2 separate regions of the Homo sapiens genome follow, and region 1 is linked to region 2. Evidence: chromatin loops called from intact Hi-C (ENCODE). Cell type or tissue: heart right ventricle. All regions are shown on one strand. Links, peaks and the distances in the headings refer to the core of each region. The heading gives the core; the rest is flanking DNA. Region 1 overlaps SYNM (synemin). Region 2 overlaps TTC23 (tetratricopeptide repeat domain 23).

Region 1 (16,241 bases), core at 4,560-12,559, 48 kb before region 2:
CCCTCCTTGGCATCACCCTCCTTTCCCCTGGGTGCCAGTGCGTCTTTGATTGAGGTGGTGCCCCTTGTTTCCTGGCAGCTCTCATGCTCAGGGCAGCTATGAAGGAGCCAGGGTCTGTGACGCTTACAGTGGAAGGAATTTTAGAGACCCAGTTGCCCAACTTCAGGAACACTAACAATAGCCAGCTTTATGGCGTCCTTACTGCCTGCCAGACGTGGTGCTGAGTTCTTTGCCACTATTCTCTGCTCCGAGTCAACTCTGAGGTGGGCACCACTCTCCCCTCTTAGAGGTGAGAGAGAGAGGCCGGGAGGTTGGGGCTGCAGGCTGGTGAGGGGCAGAGCCAGCCAGGTCTGGTGCCAAAGCTGTGCCATCCCCACCAAGCCGTGTAAAAAGGGCACAGTGCCTGCTCCGTTCCCAGGATTGTGGAACATGTGGCAGTGGAGGGTGTGAGCAAGCTGTGGAAACCGCTTTGGCAGAAGAGTCAAAGTCTGGTCATCTCCAGTGGTGTCTCCTTCACAGGTGGCAGATTAAACCTGGAGAGGTTAAGAAGGGGACCAACTCCCCTGGTGAGGGGTAGAGCAGGGACCATCCCCAGGCCTAGTTCAGCACATCTTGTAGGCTGCCTGTGTAATCTTCTGATCATGATTTTTTTTTTCATTTTTTTTATTATTTTTTATTTTAATTTTAATTTTATTTATTTTATTCTATTTTTTTTTTTTTGAGATGGAGTCTTGCTCCATCTCCTAGGCTGGCATGCAGTGGCACGAGCTCAGCTCACTGCAACCTCCGCCTCCTGGGTTCAAGCAATTCTGTTTCAGCCTCCTGAGTAGCTGGGACTACAGGCCCCTGCCACCATTCCTGGCTGATTTTTGTATTTTTAGTAGAGACAGGGTTTCACCTTGTTGGTCAGGCTGGTCTCGAACTCCTGACCTCAGGTGATCCACCCACCTCGCCGCCACAAAGTGCTGAGATTACAGGTGTGAGCCACTGCGCCCGGCCCTGATCAGGATTTTTTGCTCTAAGAATATCAAGGTGACCTGAATTGCTTTGATGTCTATTAAAAGGGTATCTGGCTGATACGTTGCTTGTAGTTTACATTGCAGCCTGGGCCGGCCTCACTGTCTTTATTTTCTGGAAGACTTACATCAGCCAGGGTTCATCTGAGCCCTCACTCCCATCAGTGAAGAGGGAGCAGCTCTATCAGGCAGCCCCTGGCCTGGGCCCCAGGAGGCTGCTAAGGGGTGAGGCCTTCCCAGGGACATGGAGTCCATGGAGGAGCCACGGCTTCACCAAGGGATGAATTGAGGGGTGGTCCTGGGGCTAAGGCCATGAGGGCCTTTCTGGATCCCCCATTTGAGAGCCTTGCTGCCACTGAGGGGCTGGTGGCCGGGGCTCAGAGAAAGGGGAAAAGATGTTGCCAGACTGGACTTCCCAAAGCCCATTGTTGGCATTCTCCTTGGAAATCTTGTGGGGTGAACAGTTGCACAATTAAATTGGTAGGGCATTGAAACACACGTTGAGTTAGATGATCTAAACTTTAATATGGAAAACTTGAAAACACTCGGGCTTTATTTGGGGGAAGAAAGCATTAATCAGGAATTTTTCATTTGTGAGTGACAGAAACTCTCCTCAGACTGCCCCAAGTCAGAAAAAGAATTTATTACTCATATACCTGAAAGTCTTGTGCTGGTCTACTCTGTGTTATGAAGGAATAACTGAGACTGGATAATTTGCAAAGAAAAGAGGTTTATTTTGGCCCACAGTTGTGCAGGCTGTACCGGAATCGTGGTGCTGGCATCTGCTCCTGGTGAAGCCTCAGGAAGCATACAGTCATGGTGGAAGGTGAAAGGGCAGCAGGCATGTCACATGGCAAGAGAGCGAGCAAGAGAGTGGGGAGGTGTCAGGTTCTTTTTTTTTCTTTTTGACATGGAGTCTCACTCTGTCACCCAGGCTGGAGTGTGGTGGTGCGATCTTGGCTCACTGCAACCTCTACCTCACGGGTTCAAGCAATTCTCCTGATTCTCCTGCCTCAGCCTCCCGAGTAGCTGGGACTACAGGCACCTGCCACCATGCCTGGCTAATTCTTGTATTTTTAGTAAAGACGGGGTTTCACCATATTGGCCAGGCTGGTATTGAACTCCTGACCTTGTGATCCACCCGCCTCAGCCTCTCAAAGTGCTGGGATTACAGGCATGAGCCCCTGTGCCTAGCCGGTGCTGGGTTCTTTTAAACAACCAGATCTCATGTGGACTCATAGAGTGAGAACTCACTCATTACTGAGAGGACAGCACGAAGCCATTGATGAGCGATCCCCCCCATAACCCAAACACCTTCCTCTAGGCCCCACCTTCAACACGGAGGTCACATTTCAACATGAGATTAGGAGAAGACACACATCCAAACCGTATCAAATCCTTAGTTTCAGGTACAGCTGGTCCACATGGCGGGATGGTCTCTCTCTTCTGGACTCTTCCCACCACGTGGCTGGGTGGGGCCCGAACAGCTCCAGGCTTAGGGCCACCCAGTCTCGTGCCCGTGGTCATCCTCTCGGCCTCTCCATCTCTGCTGGGTCATGTTCCTGCCTCTGAGCCCATCACTGGCCAGAGGAATGTAGGGCTCTAGAGCTTTGGGTTGGGGTCCCAGCCTCTTATGAGTCACATGGACTGAGACTGGGGTGGTGGGAGTTACCCCAAATCAGGCACTGTTCTAGGGCAGATGCCAGGCAGGCCTGGAAAACTGACTTCTGTGTGTTAGGTAATGCCCCATGCCAGATGAATCTTTTCCCTGCAGGGCAGTTGGATTTTTCTATTTTCTTTCTGTAATAGTTCTCTGAGTTAGAATCAGGAAACTTATTTTGTGCCTTGCCTTTGGAATTTTGAGCTCTTTTCTTCCCTACTTCGTCCTGCCCCCTGTTCTCCATCCTGAAAAGCCAGTGTAAACATGGGCATCCTGCCTCAGAGTCCGGGGCCTGCCTTTTTGGTAGGGTATTCACAAGCCACGGGGCCTGCCTTTTTGGTAGGGTATTCACAAGCCACGGGCCCAGCTTTTCAGGGCATCGATCGCGAGCCGTTTCTGCTCACTGTCAGCAGTCTGTCAGCCAGGACAGAGTTTATTTTGTCTGTCTATGGCTGGCGTTTCCCTAACCCGATTATGGATTGATGTGGCCATCTCCTAGGAATTTAGGAGCTACTCGTGCTTTCAGGGGAGCAAGCGATGGATTTCACTGTACCTCTTTCTGCTGTCCAAGTTTGCATGGGGAAAATGAGGACCCTGCCAGGAGCTTGCCTGACAGGCCCTGCCCCGCTGCAGACTCCCAGCCCTGCTGGGTAGGATCGCTGCAGGCCTCCCGCCTCTGTGCTCCGGTATAGTCTCGGAGATGCCCGTTGACGAAGAAGACATACAGATGGTTGAATAGAACCCATTCTTTTGTATAAGCCAAAAACTTACCATTTTTGAAAATCACCAGTGCATGTCTGGAAGACAAACCCTCGTCATCCTCGATGTGAGTCTTGCTCAGTAGTCTGCACTGCTCCGATTCGGAGGACAGGTGTGAAGTTCCTGTTTGTGTTCGTGGACTTGCGCTCTTCTGACCCTTATTCTTTAACTAAAGTGCTCATTTGATCTCTGCAAACCTTGACCCACCTGTGGTGGCCGTTGCCCCAGAATTGCTGAGTTGACTGTCATCATCCTGTGGCTTATTGGTTCTCATTCACATGCAAGGGAAGGGACTGTGGCTCTTTAATGCTTAAAGCACGTTTTGCTGGGATTTGTCCATTGTCCCAAGGACTCTCAAATGTACTGAACACCTCCCAACCCAGATCTTTGGCCCTTCTAGGTGACTGTCACAGGGAAGGAGCAACATTAAAGTAATCATAAAATAATATAATTGTATACTTGTAATTTCCAGAGAGACTTGCAATTTATAAATAAATATATAATTTAATAAAATAAACATAAGATAATAAAATTAAAACAAAGCAAACCTCCAAGAGTCTAAGACTGGGGTTTTGCCTTTGGCCAGTGCATGGCCAGGGAAGCTGCTGGCAGCTCGCCTGGCAGGTGAAGATGAGATCGAGACCTCTGAGCATCCTAAGACGTGCAGCACCATCCCTCCCTTTCCTCCTGCATTGCGGGTGGCAGTGAGCGGGAGCTGTGGGGCTGGGCGTGGGGCCATGGATACTGAGAAGAGAGGAGACACACCCTGCCTGCAGCTGGCACCAGGCTGTACTGGCTCTTGTCTCCTGTCAAGAGTAGCGGCAGTTGTGTGGGGCTCGAGGTACTGATCCATTTGCTGTATGATCACAGGGTCTTGCCTGGAGTGTGCGTTTTATTGCACTAGCAGCAGAATGGTAAGGGAAACATGCTCGGGGACAGGGAGGGACTGCACCTGCGAATCTCCCGGCCCTCAAGATTCTGATGAGGTTAGTGACAGGTGGAACCGGCACAGTGGTTTCAAACCTCCCTGGATGATTGTCAGGTACCACCAGGGTGGAGAATCCCCGGTCCAGGGCCTCACAGCTCACAGGGCGGCAGCATGCGCATTGTGAGGCATTGCAAGTTTGTTGGGAATGCAGAATCTTGGGCCCACCCAGACATACTGGACCGAAGTTGGCCTCGTAACAAAATCCCAGGTGATTCGTGCGCACACTGCTGTTGGCAGAGTGGCCCAGGCGCAGGTAAGTGCTAGGTCTTCTCACAGCAGCCTGGAAGACAAGATGAAGGATGGGTTGATGGAGGAGAGGGGAAGCAGTCACAGTGGGAGGCGGGGCTTGCACCAGGACCCACGCGCCAGTCTGGGCTGCTTGCAGTTGCATGCGGCAGTCCCCTTAGAGCTGCCCTGGGCCTGTCCGAGGTCACAGAATCCTGTGGAGCCATATGGAGAGGCCACACTTTAGAGAAGGTGATGACTTGGATTGGACAGAATCTGAAGCTCTGAACACCCGAGATGAGCAACACAACTCATTCCTCTTAAGTCTTGTTTTGCAGAGTCATGTCAAAATGAATACTTTATCTAGTTTTCCCAACATTTTGTTATGAGAATTTCCAAAGATAAGAAAAGTTGGAAGAATAACGAATGCTCCATTTGAGTTCTCCAGTGAACATGCGACTACATTTGCTTTATCTCATGACTGTCCACCCCGTGTCATCATCCATCTTACTTTCTGATGCATTCCAAAGTAGGTGCCATTATCTCTGACCATGAATGGGTGACAGGGAGTGACAGCTGCCTTCTGTTTAGTACCTACCATGTGCTAAGCGCTTTGTAGACTGTATCTGCAATTTTTATAGCTTCACCAAAGAAGCTTTTTTTCCATGTGATGACACCCACGTTCAAGGAGGTTACTTAAAACGTTACACAACTCGTAATTGGAGAGCCTGAGATTTTAACTTCAGGCCTTCACCCAAGGCTGTTCCCTCCATGCCCTGTTGAACGTGGAATTAGAAAGGAGCTGGATGTACTGGGATGCTGGGCAGATGATGGTGTGGACCTAGTCCCTGTCCTCAGTGGTAGGATGATGATGTGTCGGGTGCAGTGGGAGGGAGGCTGATGAGGCACGCAGGGAGGGCTTCCTGAAGAGGCAATGCTTGATTCTTGTAGGAAGAGAAGCTGGAAATGACTTTTTGGAAAGGGTTTTCCAGGCAGAGGGAATGGCCAGGGGGAGGCCCTGAGGACTGTGCTAGTGTGGTATTTATGACAGTGCCCGTCTCTGGGCAGCTGGGCTTTGGGGGCGTGTCATGGAGGGCCACGTGTGATGGATGGGTAAGAGCCACACCTGCCCTCAGCCTTCTCTGGAGACAATTGATATGCAGGATACGATGCTGGGTGGGGGCCTGCAAAGACACTGCCAGTGTGGGCTTCACGTCAAGGAACATGGGCTGTAGATGAGGCAGCATGGATCTGGGGAGCCTGCTACACAGCAGGGAACCTGAAGAGCTGCAAAAGACTCCAGCACGAGGCTTCTGGTGATGGGGAGGGAGTTGTGAGAATCAGGGGAGGCTTCTAGAGGGATTGAAGATTGATGAAGGTCTTGAAAGACGGGGAAGTGTGAGCAGACACAGAGGAGAGAGGGAGAGGGACTATAGGGGGTAGTGTGGCAGGAGGGACACAGTATGTTGAGGTAGAAAGTCAAGCATATTCCAGTAATGGAATGCACATTCCTAGGGGGTAGTGTCGATGGTTCACTGCCCCCTAACAGGGAAAGCTATCCATGGGTCACTGCCGGATGGAGCACTTCAGACTGAGGTGATGAGAAGAGATTTGCAAAGGGATGTGGGGTTTGGGCCTTTGGGTGGTGGGGGAAGTGGGGAGATGGGAATTGGACTGGCAGAAAGGAATCAGGAAGGAGCTCCGGGTGGGCAAGTTTGAATAAGAGAATAAGTTGAGGGAGGAACTTGCAAGGGGAGTGAGGAGAGGTCTGGGAATGAGGCAGAGTGCAGGGGCCTTGAACGCTGGGAAGCTGCAGTGGGGCTTTCTGTGGCATGCAGGGGCAGTCCCAGGGCCAGCACTGTGGAGGGGGTAGGCAGTGCTGGGGAGGCAGCTGCAGGCAGAGTGCAGGAGGCCTGCAGTGCTGGGGTGGATGGGGTGTCTGGGTGGCTGCAGGGAGGCTTCCAGAGTTTCCTGCAGTCGCTAGCGCCCAGGCGTGCAGACCTGATGGAGGTGGCTGTGGTAGGAGGGAGGAGCCTGAGGAGCTGAGAGGTAAGGAAGTATGAGAGACACGTGCCGCTGTCACTCGCTGCAGGCTAGCACAGAGTCGGTAAAGCAGGTGCTTGTGAATAATCGGATGATAATTGATGATGAGATGGTGAAAACCCTAGCAATGTCCAGAACCTGCAGCGCCCCAAACCCTCTCACTGCCGATGTGAAGACCTGGTCCAGATCCTACAGAGTGAGGACGTGCAGAAGCACAGATAGAAAAGAAACAGCTTCCCCATACACACACTCAGCATAGAGCCCAATGATCAGCAAGAAGCTGTTAGAAAACAGAACCTTTCAGAAAAGATACTCAATATTGAAACAACAAATGCAAGAATACCCAGGGGTAGACAGTGCAGAAACCACAGAACAGAAGGATGCAGAAACAGTGTGCGTGACATGAGGCCCATCCTAGGTTTCTGGTCTGGAAGACAGACAACGCGGTCTCTGTAAGAATCCAGAAAGAGGCTTTTGTGTTCTATGTTTTGGGGATGAAAGATATGATAATTGTTCTAAATTTCACCTGAAAGAAAAAATGGAAAGCTGGGTCAAAATGATTTTTCAGTAGAAAAATCGAAGGAGGCCTTACCTCGGCAGATAGGAAAATGCAATGCAGAGATTTATTTACTGCCTGGGGCCTTTCAGGCAAAAGTCCTTTTAAAAGGTTAGGTTAGAAACAACAACATCAAAAAATATTGTGTGTGCTGGGAAGGGCATGGGAAGCTTCCTGTTTCTTCTTTCTGATCCCAGTTGGCAGAAGCAGCGTGTTTTAATGGAGAAAAATATGATGTCTCTGGTCTCCATGTAGACTGCTAATGTAGCAACACAGAGGACTCCTAATGTTTACATCTCATCATTCTAGTGATATTTCTGATTGCTCCATTATTTTTTAGGCCACCTGTACCTTTTCACGTGTCTATTCAAAGGAAAACGTTTCTTAGGGGTTTCCTCAAGGTTTTGCAGAAGTACATTTTGTTTTTTTAAGTTAGTTCCCACCTTTTTTTGGAAGACTTATAAAAATGTGTGAACACTGAGACTTATCTAGTTACTAGATAAAATACTTGAAGTGAATAAAAATCTTGTAGTTGTAAGAATAGAGTTGGGCATGGTGGCTCACGCCTGTAATCCTAGCACTTTGGGAGGCTGAGGCAGGTGGATCGTTTGAGCCCAGGAGTTGGAGACCAGCCTGGGCAACATGGTGAAACCCCATCTCTACAAACGATACAAAAACAACTATTTGGGTGTGGTGGCACGTGCCTGTAGTCCCAGCTACTTGGGAGGCTGAGGTGGGAGGATCACCTAAGCCCAGGAGGCAGAGATTGCCGTGAGCTGAGATGGCACCACTGCACTCCAGCCTGGGCGACAGAGCAAGATCCTGTCTCTACATAAATAAATAAATAGAATATATAATTGAAAGGATCGACCAGTACCTTTGGTTGCTGGTCAAATAAATGAGTTAACATTCAGTTAACTATAAAATACAGATGGTCCACAGTCCCTTCCCTTGTTGACTCATTTTAGTTAGCTGGAAATCAGTTTTCTTTGGAGGATGTAGAAGGAGGTGGGGACGACGTGATCGCTGATGTTTAGTGAGCTCTTACTCTGTGACAGCCATGGTTCTGAGAACTTTCTGCTTCTTGATTAATTCCTACTGCAAACCTGTGAGTTCTCTCCATTTCAGAAATAGGGAAACTGAGTCACAGTGGGTTTGAGCGGCCTGCCAGGGTCACAGAACTAGGAAGTGGCAGGTCTCAGATCTGAATCCAGACATCCTGACTCCAGAACTTTGTCCTGCGCTTGCTTCCTCTCTGTTTTATGAGTGATGTTTGTCTCTGTTGATTATCTGGTTTTTTTTTTTTTCAGTCTCTAGTATTGACCTAGAGATGGCTCTGGGATGTGGTTGAATACTGACCCCAGAAGCGATGCCCGGAAATGGCCCAGCACTGCCACGTTACCTCCTGTTATCCTTCCTGTGAAGCCGGTGGTCTCACCTTTCCCGTTCAGGTGGCGTTGCTGGTCATGGGAATGGAACTCCCCTCTGCCCCCTCCCTTCTGTTCCCTGGTCTTCCCGGTGACTGACCAGCCACGGGCCCGCATCTGGGGTGACCCAGGCAGTGCGTCCACTCTGTGTGGAGCTTGGCTTCCTCTGTCGCAGTGAGGAGTCGAGGGAGGCGGCTCTGCGGCTCCTTCTCCAGCTCCGGAGCCTCCCTTTCTTCTCTGCACTTCTCCACCTGCTGTTTGCTAGGAAGCACCCCGTGAATCACCCACAGGCCCCGGCCCCGGCCCCAGCAGGCTCCCGCACAGACACGGCTTCTGGGAACATCCTGACAGTGCCTCATTTATGGGGCTGCACAGAGCAGTGGCCTTGTGCCCACGGTGCTGAGTCACGGCGGATTGTTCAGCAATTCCATTAGGATAATCTATCCCAGACAGAGAGCCTTGCCTTGGAGCCTGCTCAGGACGCCGGGTGGCCCATTAGGGCCTGGCGCCTGGCCAGAGGCCACATGACAGCCGGCTTCTGCACTGTGGGTTTGTCCTGGGCTCCTTAATGAGGCCAGGGACTTGAGTTTTCTTGCACTTTTGCTTATTTTCCTGCATAAGGGGCCACCAACCTGTGGAGCTGTGTGAAATGCCCACAATAGCCCATGACTCAGGGGATTGGCATTTCTCACAGTCCCCGAGGCTTGGGGGCAGATTTCCTCCACCGCTCTCAAAATAACCAGGTTTGATTGCAGCCTCAGAGAACATGCTACCCATTTCTTAAAGTGGTACGAACCTATTCCTTAAAAATGTCCCTTGCAGAGCTTTAGAGGAAGTCGTGGTTTCTGGCTTCTCCTCAGAGTCTTGTTGATGCTTTCGCCGTGTAGTCCTGGGGCTGTGCGGAAGGAGGGTGGCTGCCATTGGGCTGGATGTGCTACCCAAAGCATGAACTCAATGGCCAGTGCCCAGCCGGGTGCTCACAGATAGTAAAGGTGACATGTGTCGCTGCCTGCTAGGATCCGGCCATTGAGAAGGGACACAGATGAGGGATAGCTCCTTCTCCAGCAGGAGCTTCTTACTTATAGGAGAGCTCTGCAGGGCCATTTTGGATGAAATCACCAAGAGAATTTATTTTCATTAATATGGCCCGGAGGGTCTATCTGTAGGATTTGTGCTTTCTGAAATTTGTGTGCAATACCATGGTCTCTGGCCTCACTGGGAGGCCTAGTGGTATCGCAGGGGAGGGGGCTGAGAGCTCAGGCTGCCTGGGTTTGCATTTTTCTCTTTACTGGTGAGCCGTATGCCCTTGACCAAGACGCTGTCTCTGCACCCCAGTCTTCTCACCTCTAGAGCGAGGATGCAGCCACAGGCCCTGTGTTGGGGGTGGCTTCGACGGTGTAAGTACATGAGTGACCACAATGCCTGGTGCTCAGTGTCAGCCAGGGATGGTAAAGGCCTAGAAAGGGGAAGCTGTGGGGCTGTATCTTGTCCCCTGAACCCAGCCAGAAGCCCCACGCAGGGCTGGTGCCTGTTTCGTGTGGGTCCTGAACTCTATGAAGGTTTGGTGATGCTTTGGAATTCTGGAAGAGGAGCAGATGCATTCCCTTTGGAGGGTGGGGAAGACGTATTTTTCCCTGGACAGCAACATACCTTCCGTTCTAACTTGGGCAGCTCAAGGGAGAGGCCCCGTGGTACCCGAGGTTCACAGCTGAGCCAGGCCGGGAGGATCTGAACTAGAACCTAGTCTTTCTCCCCACGCCCTGCCCTGGCTCCTCAGCTGCAGGACGCCACCCCTTCTGCTGCCGTCATCCTGGGGTGCAGAGCCTTGGGGCCTGGCTTTTACCCCGAATGTTCCTCTGATTATATAGACCTCAGAACTTTCTCAGCAGTGAAAGCTGTTTGCGTTCCTGGAACCTACAATGCTTGGTCATGAGGGCGTGGGATTAATGGGTTGGTGTCCTGTTTCCTGGCCTCTGCCCTGAGCGAAGGGCTGGGGCTCTGGACTCGGGCCTCTGCACATGCCCCGTCCACACACAAGCATCCCGCAGTCACTGCGCCGGGGCAGGCCCGCTGTGTGCGCCTTCGCGAGAGTGCCTCATGCCTCCTTTGCTTTCTTCCAGCTGCTCACAGGGCTCTCGTGTTCATGGGGCTCACCATGTTTCAACAGATGGAAATACAACTCAGTGCAGTTTGTCCAAGCTGCCAAGTCCCTGCTCGGGTGTGGGCACCCTGCTCCGTTTTTGTGCCCAGCTCTCAGCCATAAGATTGGCATTTCTCAGTGGGCTCTTGTTCTGGATGCCTTTTGCCGTGTGCAGTGTATTTCTTGGAACCGGAGTTAGTGACTTCACATGTTGCTCTAGCAACTGAGAAACTGTTGCACCCAGAGCTGCCAGCAGCCCAAGGGGTCTTCGCGAGTGACTGGCTGACAGGCATCCCGGTGCTAAGCCCCTCGCCAGCAGGCTGGGTCTGCTGGGACCACTCTCCTCAGCTCTGGGATCTGAAGCAGTAGACGTGAACAACCTAATGAAACTTCTATAATTTTAGAACTTTGGCGCAGACATAGTCAAAGAAATCACCTTGTTGGGTACTTCTCACCATTTTATTAAAGGAGATAACAGGATGCCAATTTGGATGAAGTGAGGCCCCTGGGGGTGGCATGGGGAGGGGCTACTGACGGGGGGCGCTTTAGCACTACCTTTTCCGTCTGCCTGCCTTCTACTTCTTTTTGTCGTCTCCAAGGTGACCCCCTGGAATGCAGTTTGAAACCACAGATGCAGTCTGGCTGCCTTATAAGTGTCAGTCCCTGCCGTCTCCTGGTCAGCCCTCTGCAAGCTGCCCCCACCAGCTGTGACTCCAGGAAGAACCCAGTGGGGGGTGTAGCTGCTCTGGGGCCCTCTAGCCTGGGGCCCACATCTCTCCAGTGCCCCCTTGCTCCTGCTCCTCTTCACCCTGGACTGAGAAAGCTTTCTAGAAGGGCTTGGCTCGCCAGTACTGCCGAAGCCCTGGCCTGGTCATTTTGTTCACTGGGCTAGTAGGGGTTGAGCGCCATGCTGGCTGCCAGGGATGTGGCGGTGAGCAGAGCAGGTGGCCTGGCCCAGGTCTGCTGAGGCTGGTGGGTGGGCTTGCCAGCCCTATGGTGCAGCCCTGCCCAAGTCTCCTCTTCAGGTAGAAGTCCTAAAACAGGTGACACTATGGTCATTGGCCGCATACCACGATACGTTTTATTAGAGGCACTTCTTACTCTTTCGTTTCCTAATGAATTATGTTTGTAAATTATTTTTACAGGGCCTTATTGGAAGGAGAAAGTAATCCAGAGATAGTGATCTGGGCTGAGCACGTTGAAAACATGCCGTCAGGTAAGTAAAAGCTAATGACTTGACTTAGCTTTAGGCATCTGAACTGTTTATTCTGTGGCTAGATAGTAAAGCACCATCATCGGGAAGAACGGGTTAGATATGGTGTTTAGATAACAGGAGTTCATCTCTCATTTAAGTACCAAATAGATTTTAGTTTAGTGTGACATAATTTCAATTATGTGAATGAGAATGTTTGGGAAGGTGCTTGATAAACTTGGTCCCTCTCTCGACAGGATGCAGGAGCGGAAGGGGCTAATGGCACTGGGCAGTGTGAGGGCGAGCAGGAGTGCACCTGAACTTGTGTTTCACACCCCTGGAAGGGACACTCCTTCCATTTCCAGACCAAGGGGTTATGGTTGTTACACCTGTAGAGGGAGGTATGGCCTTGGATGGCAGGCAGGCAGCACTCTGGAACCTGCTACCCTAACAGGAAGAGAGATGGGAATAGTTACATTGTTTACACCACCCTAGGTTGTTGTGAGCAGCTCAGGAAAATGTGTCCTGGTGCCTTGAAGACTACCTTATTGAGGCCAAGAGCCTCAGGACAGGGCCCATCCTTCCTATGGCTGCAGAACTGACATAAGATCATTAATGTTCATTAGAAAGATCCTAAGAAACTGAGGGATAACTTGTTTTTTAACCTTTTAAAGCCCTATAGAATCTTGAAGAGCTCTGGCTAAGCAAGTGTCGATTAAATTACGTATAGAATGTTGAGTTCACACCTTAGGCAGCAGCATGGTTTTAGTCTTCATTGTTTCTTTTAGGCAACTCATGGATTTGACATGTCACTGGGTTGAGAAGAATATTTGGGTTCTAGTCATCTATAACTGGAAGGGATCTGGTCTTAGACAACATGCAGCAAATTTTCTTTCTAATTTTGAGAGTAAGTTTGAAAAAAGCAAAGGTGTTCATGGAAGGGTAGGCATTGGTCAACCTGCCTGGCATCAGTTAACGTGTGACATCTATAAAACAAGAATTAACTCCCCAGATTTCAAGGTTTACTTAGTTACCTACATTTTTAACCTGTGGATACCTAAGTTTGGACATCCATCATGTAACCTAGAGAGAGGGGAGAAGGAAGAAAAGGGCCCAGGAGCTCCGAGGAAGACCAACAGTCTAAGCCAGGGCCTTGCTCAAATTTTCCCAGTTGTGATTTTGGGGCCGAGGGAGAGCACACAGAGGGGCTAACAGCTGTTGCTGTTAACTTGCTTCATTCATTCATTCATTCATTCATTCATTCATTATTTTTCAAGCTTCTTGAAGGAAATAGAGACTTAATATTTGTAAACTAAATTTATTCTGGCAATTACATATTATGCCAAAAGCTTTAGAATAAAAATTACTAGTTGGGAATTTTTATTAGACGTTGAGCTTCTAGATAGTTCTGTTCTGTTGAGTAAATATACAGATAAGTTCCTAAGTAGTGAACTTATCAATACTTGTTAGTGTGCTTGTGTTTCTTTTATAATATTGCATAAAATAATGTTGGCCGCTTGCCCGCTAGCCGGTGGACCTAAACCCAGTCTGTAATCTTCCATGTTTCTTGTTGAATCTTAACTGTAAATGAGATGGTCCCTGCACTATTGCCTGGGGGTTCATCTTCTGGGACTTCTCAGTTGGATCAGTAGGATCAGTTGACCTGAAAAGAGGAGTCTTGTAGAAAATGTCCTGGCCTGGTCTCTTTCCTGTATCTTGGGATCTGTGCAAAGGAGGCCTCTGGCCTTGGCTCCATAAGGGAGAGAGAAAGCCCTGTCCCCGCTGAGCCAGCTGGGGTGTGGGTAGACACCAGGGGCACTCTCGGGGTGGACGGTGCTCCTGGCTGCGTTCTAACCACCAGCTGCCATTCCTAAAGAGCGGTTTCCCCTGCTGGGGTGTGGACACCCCAAAGGGTAGCACTGTCTGCAAACAGCCTGGAGCAAAGCTGGAAGCCCTGAGGACTGCCTCCCAACTTCAGGATCATGACACTAAGACAGACCGGGGTGTTTCTGCACTGGCTCCTTTTCAGATAAGTGTTAAATGTAAAATAAAAGATCAGAAAGCTTAAAGAAGTTAAATTCTTTAATACTTGTTGGCCCAATATGGAAATCAGTGAAACAGAAGAGTATATTAAATAGTGGAGGATAATGCTATTTGGTGTTTAATAATGACACACTTTGTAATTACAGAGCTCTTCTCTGCTACAGTAAATTAAACTTACCTCAAAAAGCAGAAATTAATGATTTCAAAATATAAGATTGTGAAATTTCAGCCACAAAAACGAGCACCTCTGACCTCTCTGGGATATGCATTGTGCTTTATGATTAATGTTAAGATGAGTGAGTATTTTAATATCAGTAACTGGAGAAACGTGTTAGGCTGAAGTATTTGTAGTGCTACATTTTATTGTAACAGGATTTTGTAAACTGCCAAAAAATAATTTGGGCACCAAATATAACTTATCTTTATAATGAGCTTTCTGTGGTAACAGTGTATATTTATTATGATGGAATGGGATTTGGCCTGCAACAATGCTTGTAGATGGAAAAGGGTAATGATGACTGTCATTTTAATGAATGCTTTGTTCAATTTCTACAGAATTCAGAAACAAATCCTATCACTATACCGACTCACTACTACAGAGGGAAAATGAAAGGAATCTATTTTCAAGGCAGAAAGCACCTTTGGCAAGTTTCAATCACAGCTCGGCACTGTATTCTAACCTGTCAGGGCACCGTGGATCTCAGACGGGCACATCTATTGGAGGTGATGCCAGAAGAGGCTTCTTGGGCTCGGGATATTCTTCCTCGGCCACTACCCAGCAGGAAAACTCATACGGAAAAGCCGTCAGCAGTCAAACCAACGTCAGAACTTTCTCTCCAACCTATGGCCTTTTAAGAAATACTGAGGCTCAAGTGAAAACATTCCCTGACAGACCAAAAGCCGGAGATACAAGGGAGGTCCCCGTTTACATAGGTGAAGATTCCACAATTGCCCGCGAGTCGTACCGGGATCGCCGAGACAAGGTGGCAGCAGGTGCTTCGGAAAGCACACGGTCAAATGAGAGGACCGTCATTCTGGGAAAGAAAACAGAAGTGAAAGCCACGAGGGAGCAAGAAAGAAACAGACCAGAAACCATCCGAACAAAGCCAGAAGAGAAAATGTTCGATTCTAAAGAGAAGGCTTCCGAGGAGAGAAACCTAAGATGGGAAGAATTGACAAAGTTAGATAAGGAAGCGAGACAGAGAGAAAGCCAGCAGATGAAGGAGAAGGCTAAGGAGAAGGACTCACCGAAGGAGAAGAGCGTGCGAGAGAGAGAGGTGCCGATTAGTCTAGAAGTATCCCAGGACAGAAGAGCAGAGGTGTCCCCGAAAGGTTTGCAGACGCCTGTGAAGGATGCTGGTGGTGGGACCGGTAGAGAGGCAGAAGCAAGAGAGCTACGGTTCAGGTTGGGCACCAGTGATGCCACTGGTTCTCTGCAAGGCGATTCCATGACAGAAACCGTAGCAGAAAACATCGTTACCAGTATCCTGAAGCAGTTCACTCAGTCTCCAGAGACAGAAGCATCTGCTGATTCTTTTCCAGACACAAAAGTCACTTACGTGGACAGGAAAGAGCTTCCTGGGGAAAGGAAAACAAAGACTGAAATAGTTGTGGAGTCTAAACTGACTGAGGATGTTGATGTTTCCGATGAAGCTGGCCTGGACTACCTTTTAAGCAAGGATATTAAGGAAGTGGGGCTGAAAGGCAAGTCAGCCGAGCAGATGATAGGAGACATCATCAACCTCGGCCTGAAAGGGAGGGAGGGGAGAGCAAAGGTCGTCAACGTGGAGATCGTGGAGGAGCCCGTGAGTTATGTCAGCGGGGAGAAGCCGGAGGAGTTTTCCGTCCCATTCAAAGTGGAGGAGGTCGAAGATGTGTCGCCAGGCCCCTGGGGGTTGGTTAAGGAGGAGGAAGGTTATGGAGAAAGCGATGTCACATTCTCAGTTAATCAGCATCGAAGGACCAAGCAGCCTCAGGAGAACACGACTCACGTGGAAGAAGTGACAGAGGCAGGTGATTCAGAGGGCGAGCAGAGTTATTTTGTGTCCACTCCAGATGAACACCCCGGGGGGCACGACAGAGATGACGGCTCGGTGTACGGGCAGATCCACATCGAGGAGGAATCCACCATCAGGTACTCTTGGCAGGATGAAATCGTGCAGGGGACTCGAAGGAGGACACAGAAGGACGGT
Region 2 (16,241 bases), core at 4,141-12,140:
CTGGCCACCAGCTCTCCAGAAAACAGGGACTTCAGTCCTACAGCTGCAAGGAACTGAACTGTGCTCATAACAGGAACGAACTTCAGAAAGCACCCCAACCTCCAGTTGAGAGTGGAGCTGGCCAACAATGCAATTTCAGTCTGAGCAGAGAAGCACGCCTTACCACACCAGACTTCTAACCTACAGAACTGCAAGGTAATAAATGGGTGAGTAAACAAATTTGTTACGCAGGAAATAAAATGAATACAGCCAGTGCTATAGTCTGAATATTTATGTCCCCCTCAAATTCATGTGTTGAAATCTAACCCCCATGGTGATGATAGTCAGAGGCAGGGCCTTTCAGAGGTAATTAAGTCATGAGGATGGCACCCTCATGAATGGGATTAGTGTCCTTATAAAATACACCATCAGAGAGTTTCCTCACTCCTTCCACCCTGTGAGGACACAGTGAAAAGATAGCTGTCTATGAACCAGGAAGCAGGTCAGGCACCAAATCTACCAGAGCCTTGATCTGGGACTTTCCAGACTTCAGAACTGTGAGAAATACACTTCTGTGGTTTATAAGCCACTTAGTCTATGGTGTTTTGTTACAGCTTCCCAAACACTAAGACAGCCAGGAATCTCTAAAATGAAGATAAGAACAATTGCACTGGTTCCAGGTGTGGAATTAAGGGTGTCTATCCAGAGGTTCTGACTAGAAAAAGAATACCTGAAATAAGCATATATGTAGTCTGAATGTGTACCACCTACTTGGTCTGGAAATCCTGAACCAAGAAACCAGCACAGAAACTAGTCTGAAACTGGAAAAATCACAGGGCTCTAGCACAGGGGTTGGCAAACTTATTCTGTAAAGGACAGGATGGTAAATATTTTAGGCTTTGCAGGCTGTATGATCTCCATTGTTGCTATTCAACTCTGCTGTTGTAGCATGAAAGCAGCCGTAGACAATACATAAATGAATGAGCATAACCATGTTCCAATAAAACTTTATTTACAAAAACAGGTGGTGAGCAAATTTGGCCCATGTGCATAAGTTTGCTGCCCCTACCCTACAAGAGGAAAATGCGAAGGCTTCCTCCCCAAAGAGACATGGGACTCCCACAGAAGCACCTGTTGAAGATAGCTTCAGGGTGACACATGACAAGCACATAAAGTCTGTTGGGGAAGATCATGACCCGTATATACAGTGGTCTACTTGACATTTCCACTTGGAAATATCATATTTATTATGGAGCACTGTACAAACCATTATCTTTTGCTTTTAGAAATTTCCTCAATATTTGGTTATTCCCTTCTATCATTTCTAGTTTTGCATTTGTACTTCCTCTCTGTTTTCTTGATTAGGCCAGCTAGTGTTTTATCTGTTTCATTATCTTTTCCAATGAATTGATTTGGATTTATTTTTCTCATTCTGTGACGGTAATGCCAGGTGCTTCCCAAGTGGCCTCCATGATCTTCAGGTACAGCTCTCTAGAACACACGAGGATCAAAAATCCAATCAGCCCCTGTAAAGTGTGCTGCTTCTTGGAGGCAGCAGGGTGAATGGGAAAGAGAGCAGGCTCTGGGCTTGCATTATCTAGGCCCAGATTCTGGCTCTGCCCCTTACAGCTGTGTGCCTTGCTGTGTTCCCCATCTGGAAAAGGGGACCATTATATTAATAACTCCCTTATAAGGAGGTATAAGGAGTAAACAGATTAATGCATATGAATAAATGATAACAGGACTGACATACAGTTGGTGCTCAATAAATGTTGATGATTTTAATTTTAGGGACAGTTTTGATAATTGTGGCTATGGGTCCCCATACTAGGCTGAAATAGCAGGCACACTGGAAGCAACAAGTGACAGAAATGGACATTGAGAGGACAGAAATGGACATTGAGAGGACAGAAACATGAAAACACACAGAGCAATCAAAAGACACAGAAGTCTAGCATCCTTTGCAGATAAACAGCCCTGTACACCTCAAGAGCTCTGAGAACATGCCTGAAATTCACAATGAGAATCCTGGGTCTTAAGAAATGATCTAATTACATTCCATAGGATCTGTGTTAGAAAGGAGAGACGTAAACACTTTGGAAATATGTCTACCAAATCTAGTCAACCTAAAGAAAGCTTAGGTCTGAAACAAGTTATGTTCATCTGCATGATTTACTCCATGTAGATTCCAGGCAGTTGCCAGACAGGAGCAGGAATTGCACTCAGTGCCAGCTGGCCCTGGGGTCTGCAGTGAGGCAGAAATCAATTGAACTGGATTCTTGTAACCCTCTCTTTCAATGGGGCCTGTCCCCAGCCAGACCAGCAGATGCATTTCTGGAGCACTCCTCAGAAGGTTTTGTCTTGGTGGGAGAAAATCTACCACATGGAAAATGTTACCTCTCTTCCTCATAGCTGCCCATGCGAGAAAACGTTGCAGATTTAATGTGCAAACTGAGTATTAACTTTGGCTACTTTGATAATCTAATGTCAGCAAATGTTGAGGATGAAGTGGCATTAATTTTATTGATTATAAAAGCATTACAGAGATGAACATTCATGTCTAAAATGAATGAAGATAGTCAGGAGTGGAGTACTCTTTCGTTATTTTAATTTTCTGGCTGATTGGGAGTCAACTGAAGAACGTAGCTGAGCAATTCTTTTTAAAAGTAAAGGTCTTTCCGCATCTCAGCCTTGTCCCTAACGATGGGCCCTTATTGTGCTTGCGGTGAAGACCTGCAGATGTATAAGGCATGGGGCAATTCGTGCACTGAGTTTCAGACTCCGGGCTTTGGCTGAAGCAGCACTGCCATGCTCAGGGAAAGGCAGAGGCCAAAAGGGCTAGGGGGCATTTCCCTGCCCTCTCCTGGGGTAGGAGCCGATCTCCCTGGCACGGGTGGACACAGCCGCACCTCACATCTTTCTAGTCCTCTTCTTTGTAATGTTCTCCCACCTCCCAGGATTCCTTCCCCTAACTGCCCCGAAAAGCACCCTGTTTGGGCTGGTCCTCTCAACCCGAGAATGGCATGCTCCTTTCCCTCAGTGCAGCTCAGCTCACAGAGAAGCTTTGAGGGAGGATGCTGCAGGGTTCAGTTCCAACTAATGTGCAGACGGCTCCTAACCTCAGACTTACGGACGCCCAGTCATATTTTCCAAAGAGGATGCTTGTCAGTGTACGTGGACCTCCGGAAGAGGGAACGGGTGTGAGGGAGGAAGGAAGGGAGGAGAGTGCGGAAGGAGTGTATTCCTTACATGAAGGCAACGCGGCTATCAAAGTGACAGAAGGCCAGGCGTTGTGGTGGGCAGACGGAGATGGGCCCTGCCTGGGAATCTGCCTTCTGGGGGCAGCCTCCTCAAGTCGCTGCTCTCTTTCTTCCTTTAAGTCCCTGGCTTCTCTAAGGTTTTGTGCTTTTCCCATTTTTGTTCCTGGTAGGTCTCTAGTCACAGGGGGATAAGGCCAGATAGAGGGTTCCCAGACGGATGTTGTCACATGTAAGCCAGCCACACATCAGGCATCTGTGAACTCAGGTTAGGACCCCTGTATATTAGAATGGCCTAGAGCTTAGGAACAGAGGAAGGTCTAGTGTGTCCACGTGTGCACCTTCCCTGTCTATAGATTTCAAACCACTTTTATCTTTATCTAGGATACAAGAAAGCTCCTTTATTGCAAGATCCTGACTTATTTCCCCCAACCCCCTCACCTCCAAATTAACTTTGAGAACTAAATCCACATGAGCAGCCTTTGACGGGAGGGCAAATTGAGTCCTATTACTACAGCAAAGGGGTCACTTCCTGAGAAGCAGTTTATTCTCCTGGCAATGGACATCCCAGTCTATCTCCACCTGGGACAAGTGACAACAGGATTTCCAGAAGGACAGGAAGTCATAGCCCCTTCAAGTGGCTGCTGCCTCCCGGCCTGAACCTTGTGCCCTGAAACAGGGTGTAGGTTCACAAAGAGCCAGCAGTTTCAGCACTCTCACACAAGGCCACCCCTACCTTTGAAAACCACTTCTAGAATCCTCTGCAATCTGATGCCGAAGGCCTGGGCAGAAGCTGAGGTCATTTTCTAAAACACAGGAGCATGACTTAGCTTGTAAATCTGAGCCCTAATGGCACAGGTGTTCCAAGGCCACGAATCTTCTATTTTCACTCTAACAGAATGTTTAGGTTGTCTGTGAGTTAGAGCAGGGAGAAGGTGTGGCTCGGTGAGCAGGGTGGTTTGATGTCTCTCCAGACGGCTCTGTTTGAGGACTTGGAGCCATGTCATTCCAAAAGACCCTGAAAGATTCTGTGTAGAGATGTACGTATACAGGCAAAAGAAAACAAGGCTTCATCCCAAGAGCAAGAGGAATGCAGGACTGCAATGTGGCCCACTGGAGGGGAGGTCAGGAGGCTTTTAATTAAAATAAATTCCAGTAACCCTGCGTTCATTTTCCTGTGGCTGTCCTAAGGCAGGAGTTGGAACAGTAAGGACAGCTTTCATTAAGAGGGAGGCCTCTCTACAATGTGACGATTGTCTTTTGTAGCAGTCTTAGGAAATAGTCCCTACTCTGTACCAACCGCAAAGGACCCCAGGGAGTTTAAAAATGGAAAGTCCCAAATCATAGCCTGGCGCTAACCTGGAGGAGCTCCCTCACCCAGGAAACACATTGAAGCTACTTAGACCCTGCTGGGGGCTGCTGTTCGAGTCTGCTAGCTTGTGGAGGCCACACGGGAAGCCTGAGAACACATAAAGCCCGGAAGAGACTCCTTCCTCACCCCAGAGCCTTCAGTGGTCCTCACAGGAGACCCTCTTCATGAGGAACACTTTCACAGTGCCATAGACAGGGGCCTGTGACATGGCTTCAGGGAGTGGCAGGGCTGCTACTCACTAGCTGTGTGATACAAGGAAGTCCGTGGCCATCTCTAGGGACAGGTGTGCATCCATAAAGTGAAGTGATCCAATGGCAGCAGACAAGGTGAGGCTCGCAAGGTATAAATATGCAGAGTGCCCACACAGGGCCTGGTCGCCATTGGGATCTGCCTGCCTTAAGTGTCCTCACCACCAGGAAAGTGACCAGCCCCCCTCCATGACCACAACTTGGGGCCACCATGTAGTGAAGGCTTCCAGCAACCTCAAGTTCCTGTTACTTGTCTTGGTGATGTAGATGCGTTTTCCATAAGCTGCCTTAAAAATCCTTTTTGAAGCCAAGTCGGGGTGTAAGTTACATAGGCTTCTCTAAGAAGTTCTGAACGCAAATTACAAACCAGCTCAGAAGTGAAAAACCCGAACCTCATGAACGTGGTCATCATGCTGCTCATGCACTTCAGCCTCCCCAGGAAAGAAATGAAGACAGGCTTTGCTCTCAGACACAATGAAGGGACAGCAGTTGGTGAGTAAGCTTGATGAGGTTTCAGCTCTGCCCCAGCTAGAGGGGTCAACGCACAAACTTGGGTGGGGAACAGGCCTCCTCTCCTCCTCCTCCACTGGCCCCAAGGGCTGCCAACCCCTGCAGCCCCTACCTGCCTCTCCTTTAGGGCTGCTCAGAGCCCTGCACCCTCAGCAGCGTGGGGTGGGGATGGGACAACTCCCTCTCTGGGTCTGGAGTGTGGTAAGTGGGTAGCACCTGGGTTCCATTCTAGGCCTTGCTTGGCCTCTAACTTGCTGAGTGACCCTGGACCCTAATCCCCTAGATGTGACTACTCTAGGGTGACTTCCAGAAGTTTCTGAGAAGGGATCCTCCTAATGCTGGTGAAAACAGAGTATGGGGCATCTCTTTCCTTCTCTGGGCCTCAGCCTCACTCCACTGCACCCTCACTTCCCCTTTCTCCCTCACTCCCTGTGGGGCACAGAGCAGGGATGGATGCCACATGTGCTGCTTGGGGAGCTCAAAGGCAAGGCCAAACTCAGGCTGGTTGGGCATTTTGTAAAAACAAATGGGCCCTGAGAAGGGACAGAGGAAGGCTCTCTCAGAGCGCACAGGGGCCCAGGGCAGTGGGAAGTCTGAAGGGAGACAGGCAACTGGGGCGTGGCCAGCCATGGCTTACTCTCACTTGACTGTACCACCAGGCCCCACTTGGAAGCTGAGGTTGGAGGCATCATGAGAGAGGTAGCAGGGACAGCTAAGAAGGGCATGGGAAGGTAAAGGACACCTCACTGTGGCTATTCCCAGGTGTCCATGTCACCTGTCAGGGGCCCACAAGACCTAGGGCCTGTGTACACCAGGGGTGCCTGATTTCTGGTCTCTCTGGAACACACGGGGCCCAAGGAGCATCAGTAACCCAGTGAGCAGGGAGTGGGGAGGGCCCAGCACTGGGCAAGCTGAAAAGGCAGGCCACAGGGGGAAGAGTTGAGAAAAGGGAGGGTCGTGTAAGGTAAAAAAGAGGAGACCTGGGTGAGATGCAGTGACTAGCTTCCGATACTGACATTTTTCCAGTCTACTGTGTAAAATGTGGCTAGAGGCTAGGACCAGTGGGGGCGGGGGAGATATACATATTCGTGCATAGGAAATTTTATCTTAGGAATCCACTTAGTCAGCCCCTGCTCCCTAAACTCTAACCAGACAGAGCCCATTCCATCTGCTGTCACTGAACGCTGCAGAACTCCCCGGCCTGCAAGAGCCCAGGCCGCAGATGGGGCTACTTCCAAACAAGGCCGCCTGCACTCAGCAGGCTCTGCCCTCTCAAAGGCTGAAATGTTCTTGGCTTTGAACCATTTCATTTTAATATTCTTTAGGAGATGAGTTATAAACACAAAGCCAATGCCCTGAACACTTAGCAGGGCTGGGAAAGCTGTGAATACCAAGTTTGTCTATGCTCCTCTGGGAAGCTGGCCAGGCTCAGGTTAGTGACATTCCAGGAGCCTGAATTGGGAATCTTTGTGCAATCACAAGCCTTCGTGACTTCTTGGGCAGTTTTGTCTGCATAAGGAATACAGGGAAGGCACAGAGCAAAGGGATCAGCTTGTGCGTCGAGACTGAAACACTTGCTTCTTGGCCAGTGGCGTTTTGTTAGAGGGCAATGCCTTCAATGGGCATTTCGCACGCAAGCAGGCAGGCTACAGAGAATCCTCAAGGGAGAAATTTTTCTCATTAATAATTATTTTCTTCAAAAATCAAAACCAAAACCAACTCCCCAAAAGTCTTTGTACCCCGTACAAACAGGTTTAAGCACAGGAGAGCAGAGCTAAGATTCCCCCTTGGTGCTGGGTGGAATGTGCAGATTTGCTCCTGGGATCCAGCCAGGACTTCTGAATTAGAAGTGACCAACGTCCAGGTCAGAAAGTCCTATGCTGTTGAGAGCTGTGAGGGATTTGGTTGCCCCTTAGTTGTTACACAAAGATACGTTGCAAATTGCCCTCTCTTATTTCTCCCTGGTGGAGGCAGCAGAGGCCTGGAGAAACCTAGGCCGCAGTAGATTTCTTTCATTCCTGCTGTGGGGGCATTGGCCACGTGAGGGGACAGCAGAGAGGTGACATAAAAGACACTGGGAATGTACCCACCTGTGCTCCTGCTGCAGCCCCTGGCTGGGTGGTGCCTGTTGCATTTCTGCTTCTAGAGGGAAGCTGATTCCCCACACGTGCAACACGTGCTGGCCTGGGGAGCTCTTTTCCAGCCTTTCCCACATCTGCCACTGTGGGCACAAGGATTTCAATGGCAGCAGTTTTTAAACTATGTTCATGGGGTAGGAATAGTTTGAGGGTTCTTCTTGCTTTTATTGTTCCTGATGTGCCCATTTAGGTGATTCGTTTGAGGCCTTAGGGGCAAAGGTTTGTGCTCCTTTTTGCACCTGTTCCAGGACTTCACGGTGCTGCAGGACACTCAGCATTTGTTTCCAGCCACTGCTTCTCTGCTCTGGCTCTTCGCTTAGCATTGACTCACCTTTAAGGCCTCAGTAAGCTTTCTTCCTAATAGCATCAGGATGATAAACAGTTCAAGTGTCTTCTGGTTGATAGGTGCTGAATCTGACAAGGGCCTGCCTAGGAGCACCATACAGACTGATGGGGACTTGGTCCTTTTGGGGTAGAACAACGAGTAGAGACAGTAGGTCCTTCAGATTCATGGTACTTTCTGGTATGAAGAGGTGGCAGTATGAACTCATCTGTAAAATGGGAGGTCCTGTCCTGCCTCCGAGGGTTGTTAAAAGGATTCAATGAGCATGTCTGTGGAAGTACCAGCACCTGTATACAAGAGGTGCCCAAGTGCTGCTGCTATGGTTGTTACTGTCACTATTATGATTCTTGCTTGCTCCTGAGTCTCTCCGTCTTTTTTTTTTTTTTTTTTTTTTGAGACTGAGTCTCGCTCTGTCGCCAGGCTGTAGTGCAGTGGTACAATCTCGGCTCACGGCAACCTCTGCCTCCAGGGTTCAAGTGATTCTCATGCCTCAGCCTCCCGAGTAGCTGGGACTACAGGTGCGCAACACAACACCCAGCTAATTTTTTGTATTTTTAGTAGAGATGGGGTTTCACCATGTTGGCCAGGATGGTTTGATGGTCTCTATCTCTTGACCTCGTGATCCACCCACCTCGGCCTCCCAAAGTGCTGGGATTACAGGTGTGAGCCACTGGGCCCGGCCTCTCAGTCGTCTTTTGCTTCTGCTTCAAGCAACCAATCCTCCAGGCCTAATGCAGAAGTCACCCCCTTTCCCAATTTGTAAAACTATCAGTCCCAACTCCTTGTGCCTGGGAGAAGTTGTCTTCTTACCCATCTACTTTATGTTTCTCACATTTTTTTTTTTTTTGGAGACAGAGTATTGCTGTGTTGCCCAGGCTGGAGTGCAGTGGCACAATCTTGGCTCACTGTAACCTTTGCCTCCCAGGTTCAAGTGACTCTCATGCCTCAGCCTCCCAAGTAGCTGGGACTACAGGCGCGCACCACCACACCTGGCTAATTTTTGTATTTTCAGTAGAGACGGGGTTTCATTATGCTGGCCAGGCTGGTCTCGAACTCCTGACCTCATGTGATCCACCCATCTTGGCCTCCCAAAGTGGCTCCTCACATATTTCAATTCTGACTGGCAAGTGGGCTTTCTGAGTGCATGTCACCGAATGCCCTCAGCTGCTGCAGGTTGGAGCTGAGATTCTCCGCATGCTCCTGGGCCCCAGGCCTTCCCATTGGCACTCCAAACCCTTTTCTCTGGGCTGCCTTCATTCTTCCTGTGTCCCTTGTCTGCCCACAGATTCTTTTGGTGGGCCTAAGGTGGGAGGAGACATGTGAAGTGCCAGACCCTATAACATGACATGGCATAAAGAGCCTCTGGGGTGGTTGGCTGCCTGGGTTCATATCTTTACCACTCACTGGTTATGGGCCCTTGGAAAAATTACCTAATCTCTGGGTGCCTCAACTTCTCCATCCAACAAATGGGGATAAATGTACCTATCTCATCGAGTTGCAAGGATTTCTGAATTAATAAATGTAGTGTGGTGAGAACCATTGCTGGTATGCCATATATAAGCGGTAGCTATTAATATTATAACTGTGTGAGGTCATTTAATTATCACACATTTATCATCTGTATCAAGTAGGTATTATTATCATTTTCAATTTAAGAGAAGGCAATAGAGTGCTATATTTAGACTGGAAAACTTTTTAAAAATATATAACTAAAATTGGATTGCCTCTGATTCCAAAAGTCATGCAAAGCAGAGTGGCCTAACTTCACAGCTATGGGACAATAGCATTCTAGGGCACAGATTCACTAGGTCCCACTCAATTCATACCTGCAGTGAGTACACTGAGCACTGGGTCAAGTGCTGGAAACCAGAATCCCTCTAGGCAAAAAGATGGTCTTTTGGCCTTAGCCTCCTCTCTGTTTGGTTTGGTATTCATTCAGGAATGGACCCACCTCCCCTTACTCTGCCAGTTTACGCCCCCAAGGAAAACAGGAAAGATCTGACAGCAACCTGTCACTCTTGCTTTCCAGGTCAAAAGTCACGGATCCAGCCTTCGCACTTGTTTTGACTCACTCAGAGCCTTAAACATATTTCAGTTAGTTACCATCAGTTAAAAATTGGGCTGGGTCTGTGGTGGCTCATGCCTGTTATCCCAGAGTTTTGGGAAGCCAAGATGGGAGGGTAGCCTAGGGCCAGGAGTTCAAGACCATCCTTGGCAAGACTCTGTCTTTAAAAAAGAATTTTTTAAATTAGCTGGGTGCAAGCAGTGTGTGCCTGTAGTCCCACCTACTTCGCAGGCTGAGGCAGGAAGACCACTTGAGCCCAGGAGTCTGAGGCTGCAGTGGGCTATAATTGCGCCACTGCATTCCAGCCTGGGTGACAGAGTGAGACCCTGTCTCTAAAAAAATAAAAAATAATTAAAAAAAAATTGAAGATTCTCCAATAAAACTCCAAATTTCCACCTTCTCTTAAAAAAGGAGCTCTGCCAATATAAGCCTCCCTTCCACATGGCTGCCAGGGCTGGAGCTTAAGTAGCAGGTATGGGTTTTAGTTTGCCACAATCCTCACCACTCTGTTTCGTCTCTCTCATACTACAGCCATCAGTTAGCTGCCATTTATAACTATGCTTGCTGCTGCTGCTGGTTTCTGATAACCACCTGCTTCACTCACATTGCTTGCTTGGTTCCTGTAGACATTTAGATTTGTGACTTGCTATTCTAGGAGTTTCCATCAAACATGTATTTTAAGTGTTTTATTAATAGGTATGGAATAGAAAGTACTTTCCTCCTATTACATGAATTTTAGGCACCAACAAGCAAACCTGATGGTTAGTGTGGAATGTTCTAGGGAGCAGGGACAAGAAAGGTCACCTGTCTCCTCTCTCCATCCTTACACAGGCTCCTCCAGATCTAAAAAGGTGCTTCAAGCTCTAGTAGGCCAGAATGAGAGATCTGCAAGGTGTGATGGACAGATGGATAAATGCCGATGCCCCCTTCATCAGTTCCTCTGTGGACCGAAGCTCCCTGCCTGGCCCATGGATCTTTTCAGACCAGGCTGCTCATTGAAGCTTTCCCTTCACCTTCTCCCATGTGCTGGCCTCATTTTAGCCTGACTTCTACTTCCTGAATCAACCCCATGCCTTCCAGATGTTGATTTTATGCTTTTGAGCACAGTGGACCTTATTTTATTCAGTATGTAATTATTTTTATCTGATATCTTGGAATACACCCCTAGGTCTTCTTTATGAATTGTACTCCATTTCTGAATATTATGACCAAAAAAAAAAAAAAATCATTAGTACTATGTGTTTTCTGCCAACGGAGGCACATTGTATGCTCTGTACGTGGATTAAATAATTCCTGAAGCTTGATGCTCTACCTATTACGCGGGGATAAGAAAAACCCTAAGAAAAAGCCATAAATGGCAACTTCCTTTTGGAATCCTGAAGCCGTGTAAGTTCATCCTGATGGAAAGTTCAGCCCTGACAGTGCCTGGAGGCCGGCTGGCCCAGAGGCCAGAGCTGTTGCCACAACAATCTTTAAAAATAGATCACCTTTGAAAGCAGAGCAGATTTACCGTAAGCCCAGTACAGATGCTCTGGGGCTCTTAACAGCTAACATTTGGATAGAGATTGGCTGTATTTAAGAATAAAAGACTAGAAGAAGGCTAGAAGAAGGGGAGAGAAACCAAAGGACTCAGAGGAAAGCAGCAGAGTAGCATAGGGGCAGATGATCAGATAAAACAAGGAAGGCTCTGTGGCGGGCCTGTGTCGCGGCTCTGTCCACCTGTTAACCCATCTAGAAGGCAGCTCGTTTATAGACCCAGATGCCTGTGAGACAGGAAGAGAAAAGGATTCTTCTCACCATGGTGCTCGTGTCTCCCTGAAGCGACAGCAGCATGGGCGACGATGTGTGCCGAGTCTGCTGCCTCCACTTGAGAGGGGCTTCTACTCAGGATGATAAGATGTGCCTGTCACCACAGAAAGAAGAAACATGTTGTTTACATACTTGGCAGCAGCAGCAGGGAATTAACTGTCCTTGCAGAGATAAGCAGAAAGCCAAGGAACTTTCCAGCAAGCTAGAAGAAATGATTTATGTGGAAGTGAAATCAACTCGCAGGAAAGCTGGATTTTAAAAGGTCTGAGTGGTGGAGGGAACACTGGACAATGAATCCAGATGGCTCAATGCTATGGCCAGGGCCTGTCACTAAGCAAATCATTAAACGTCTATGATCCTTTGAGTCCAGTGTCAGCAAAGGAAGGGGAGTTACAAGAAGTAAAGAGATGAATAGAAGGTGTCGATGCTGTGCAGACAGTGGGCAAGCCCAGTGCCCTGCCTACCCGCCAGCCCCAAAAGTGGGACCTACCGGTGGGTGTCAGCAGTCTCCCCACAGATATACAGACCCCTCCTTTGTGCCTGTGCCACCAAGCCCATTTGCCTGCACCCTCTACAAACTTGCTCAGGGGAGCTGCCCAAGCACAGAAAGCAGCTCAGTTCCTTGAAAATAAAGTCCACTAAAATGTTGTTGCCCAGGCGCGGTGGCTCATGTCTGTAATCCCAGCACTTTGGGAGGCCAAGGCAGGTGGATCACTTGAGGTCAGGAGTTCAAGACCAGCCTGGCCAACATGGTGAAACCTCATCTCTAATAAAAATATAAAAATTAGCCGGGTATGGTGGTGCACGCCTATAGTCCCAGCTATTTGGAAGGCTGAGGCACGAGAACAGCTTGAACCTGGGAGGTGGAGGTTGCAGTGGGCCGAGATTGCACCACTGCACTCTAGCCTGGGTGACAGAGACTCTGTCTCAAAAAATAAAAGTTTTTAAACAACAAACAAAAAACTATGATCTTCTGAACATAAAATCACAATAGTCCTTTCAAATAACATGCAAAATACCTGCTTTCAAATAAAAAGTAACTACTCAACTCCCTGTCAGCATTTGGAGTTTTAAAATACTATTAGTAACATGTTTACATTCATTCACACTTAGGATTGCCTACTATAGGAGAGGCATGGGCTAGAAAGTGTGTGCAGTACAAAAAATAAAATACGGTGAAGTAAGATAATACACTAATGTGAGTCAGTAGGTAGGTAGTTCACAATTAATTGCCAAAAGAGTGACAGAATACTAAAATGCCATGAGTAGGCCAGGCATGGTGGCTCACAACTGTACTCCCAGCAGTTTGGGGGACTGAGGCTGGAGATTGCTAGAGCTCAGGAGTTCAAGATGAGCCTGGGCAACATGGTGAAACCCTGTCTCTACAACAAATACAAAAATTAGCCGGGCATGGTGGCATATGCCTGCAGTCCCAGCTACTCGGGAGGGCTAAAGCGGGTGAATTGCTTTGAGCCCGGGAGGTTGAGGCTGCAATGAGTTATGATTATGCCACTGCACTTCAGCCTGGGTGACAGAGCAAGACCCTGTCATACACAAATACACACAAAAAGATAAAAAAGGAAAACACTAGATTGGGATAGGCAAAACACACTAGCAATTCATAAGATGTAAGCTGCACTTTAATTCTTTTTTATTTGTGATACCAATTTTAATTTTCTTGATAATTGTTATCTTCATTTTATACATGAGAAAACTAAGATTGCTGAATGGGTGATTATGATATCTCACAGCTAATAAGAGATAGAGATAAGAGTCTGACCCTGATCCTCTAACTTCAAATTCTGCTATCTCTATCATGTCCTGAGTGCTGCCATTCCCCCCACCCTAGCCAGTGGTGGGAGACATCACTAATTGATGCCAGCACACTCCTCAGGGAACCCTAATTCAGTCCTCAGGAGCTGTGATTCATCTATGGCAGCTGGCACAGGAGATCAAGTCATCCCAGTTGAGCATTCTAGTCTGGACCATGCAGTACTTCCTCCTCTTATGACCAGCCGAATGCATTTCTGAGACTATAATCAGAGCGGAGATAGAATCTTTGACTCTAGACTGTCACCTTACTTGTCACATGTTAAAATCTGCTAAGCTACTAGCTCTGGACTTTTTATGTTGGGGCTACTCCAAAATAAGACTGCAGGTAATAATTTTTATTGCTGCATTAGAATAGTCAGAATTTCTTATTCATAAGTGCCAACAATATCCTTTGCTTTAAAATGACTTTTCTTATTACAGAATATAAAGAATTGAATATGTGATTTTGGCAACCCCAAATTAGCCACTGTCCTTGATTTGGCATGAAAGGCCCAATCTTAAGGTCTGACTTAAATGTTTTCCAAATAACGGGCACTATGAAATTCAACTTCATGTGTATATAGACAATAGCAGCCACAGGGATAGAGTCAAATTATTGCTTGTGTAGTGTTTGGAGAAAGGAAAAAAGAGGAAATACCCACACCCTCCGAAAAAATACCAAATGCAAATTGAGCCATGTTTACTTTGCTTTTCCCCTACTATCTCTACGATCTGTTATTTGGAGAGAACAATCACTGTGTAATGCCAGAAAAGCTTTAACTCATATGATGCAAAGACATATAGTATTTTAGATTAAAACCAAAACAAGAAAGATTTTATATTTTGTTTCTTCCTATTCAATATTATAAATTCAAGAAAATGTTAATAGATATGTGTCTAACAAAATTATTTTCAAATCAATAATTACATGTTCTGAAAACACTGTAAGTTGTTTTTTTGCCATGGAGACAGAAAGCAAAGTTTTCCAAGAGCAAAATACACACAATATCAAGAAAGTGAGTCAGGCTGGGCATGCTGGCTCATGCCTATAATCTCAGCACCTTGGGAGGCCGAGGCAGGAGGATCACTTGAGCTCAGGAGTTTGAGACTAGCCTGGGCAACATAGTGAGACCCTGTCTGTACTAAAAAATAAAAAAAATTAGCCAGGGGTGGTGGCATACACCTGTAGTCCCAGCTACGCAGGACGCTGAGGTGGGAAGATCACTTGATCCTGGGAGATCAAGACTGCAGTGAGCCGTGATCGTGTACTGCACTCCAGCTTGAGTGACAAAGCAAGACTCTGTCTCAAAAAATAAAAAAAGAAAGTGGGTCCTGAAAGCTTAAAGGGATCTGAATTTATCACAAAATTTTCATGACTTAAACATTTTTCTACATGAAATGCTAACATAAGCAAACATTTATTATTCATTATTCACTTCAGAAACTCAATCCCTAATGTAATTTATTTGATGTTCATGAAGCTTTTATAAACCATATGCTAGAGGGAAGGGGGTTTGACGGGGGAACACCCAGGATGTCTAAAATGTGCAAAATTAGCATCTCATTTATTCAGTAAAATTCAATTTAATTCCATTTAATTTAATTCAGTCCTATTCAACTTATGTTCATTTTTAAATGCTTTCTACATGCCAGATATTGTGCTAACATTAGAAATTCCCCTAAAAATTTAGGCAGGAATTTTAGTTTTAAAGGAGCTCACATGTGAACTACAAAAATGTAGGATAGTTTGTATTTTATGCAGATTTACAGACACTGCCCCTCACTAGGTTTTTGCACCCAGCTAACTGACTTCCTATCTACCCTTACTCTTGTCATCATTTCCCAAGATTTCAGTATGCATGAGATTGGCCTGTACTCAATCAGGCAGGAAAGAGATGGCACATGTAAACAGGTTAATGGAGGAAAAGAGGTCAATAAAATGATCCCTGGCATGGAGGAAACCCAAGATGAGCACGCTGGCTCCCAAGACAAGGTGCTGGGGGCATTTGCTATAACCAGAAAGAAGAATTGTAGGGAAATGAGCGGTGGGTTTCAGTAGAGACACGGCCTACCTGCAGGGACCTTGAGGGGAGGGGCTGGAGGAATGGATGCTCTGTCTCCATGTCTTCCCTGGTCCAGGCTGTGTATCTCTCAGTCTGAGGGAAAGGGCACTGAGATGGTAATTAAAGGTCAGCCTCTGGGGCACAGAGCAGGGCTGAGAAGGATGCACAGTGTAGCTGAAGGACCACACGGAAATGTCCAGCCAACGACCTAGCCAACACCTTGGCCTCTCAGGTTTCTGACAAACTTACTTTCCTCCTTACTCTCAGGTGCCCAGTCCCTGGGTCACACTCCAGACCTCATCATCGCCCACTCTGTGTTACCACTGGATCCTCCAACTCACAGACCCATTTTGGCTCTTGGGGGGCCCTAGATCTATTGCCTCCATGCACATCTACTCCACCGCCCCCTGACATTCTCACTAGTCATCCAACCCTCCTGCTGTCCTTCCCTTCTTGTCCAGCTTAATGGGCACCGCCCATTGCCTGTGTTGAAAATGCCCTCCACTGATGCATTAATTGAGATGGTAAAAAATGGGGAACCACCTAAATATCTATCAGCAGGGGAATGAACATATTGTGGTTTATTCTACAAGTTCTTGATTGAACTCCATCTACATATGTTAACATGGTTGTATTTCAAAAACA

Evidence for each region. A loop is a pair of places that touch in the nucleus more often than their neighbours do. Peaks named below come from ENCODE experiments on the same cell type or tissue, not always from the same donor. Only the 100,000 strongest peaks of a DNase experiment are listed, where the experiment ranks them.
Region 1: a loop joins it to region 2, with 2.5 times the contacts of the local background. A loop is called at or near these places in 17 of 110 quality-filtered maps.

The regions. Positions count from the first base shown.
Region 1 is chr15:99,114,763-99,131,003 of GRCh38, forward strand. SYNM (synemin) reads left to right here. Exons shown (of 4, transcript NM_145728.3): 3 at 11,960-12,030; 4 at 14,605-16,241. Among named protein-coding and RNA genes, the nearest start is that of TTC23-AS1, 16 kb to the right of the region's middle. In heart right ventricle, for the core only: no CTCF peak of the experiment used is centred there; a DNase peak (open chromatin) is centred at 9,179; H3K4me3 peaks cover 1,217 bases; H3K27ac peaks cover 6,067 bases.
Region 2 is chr15:99,163,341-99,179,581 of GRCh38, forward strand. TTC23 (tetratricopeptide repeat domain 23) reads right to left here. Exons shown (of 14, transcript NM_001288615.3): 10 at 11,710-11,815. Among named protein-coding and RNA genes, the nearest start is that of TTC23-AS1, 32 kb to the left of the region's middle. In heart right ventricle, for the core only: a CTCF peak has its summit at 7,322; a DNase peak (open chromatin) is centred at 6,761; H3K27ac peaks cover 6,534 bases.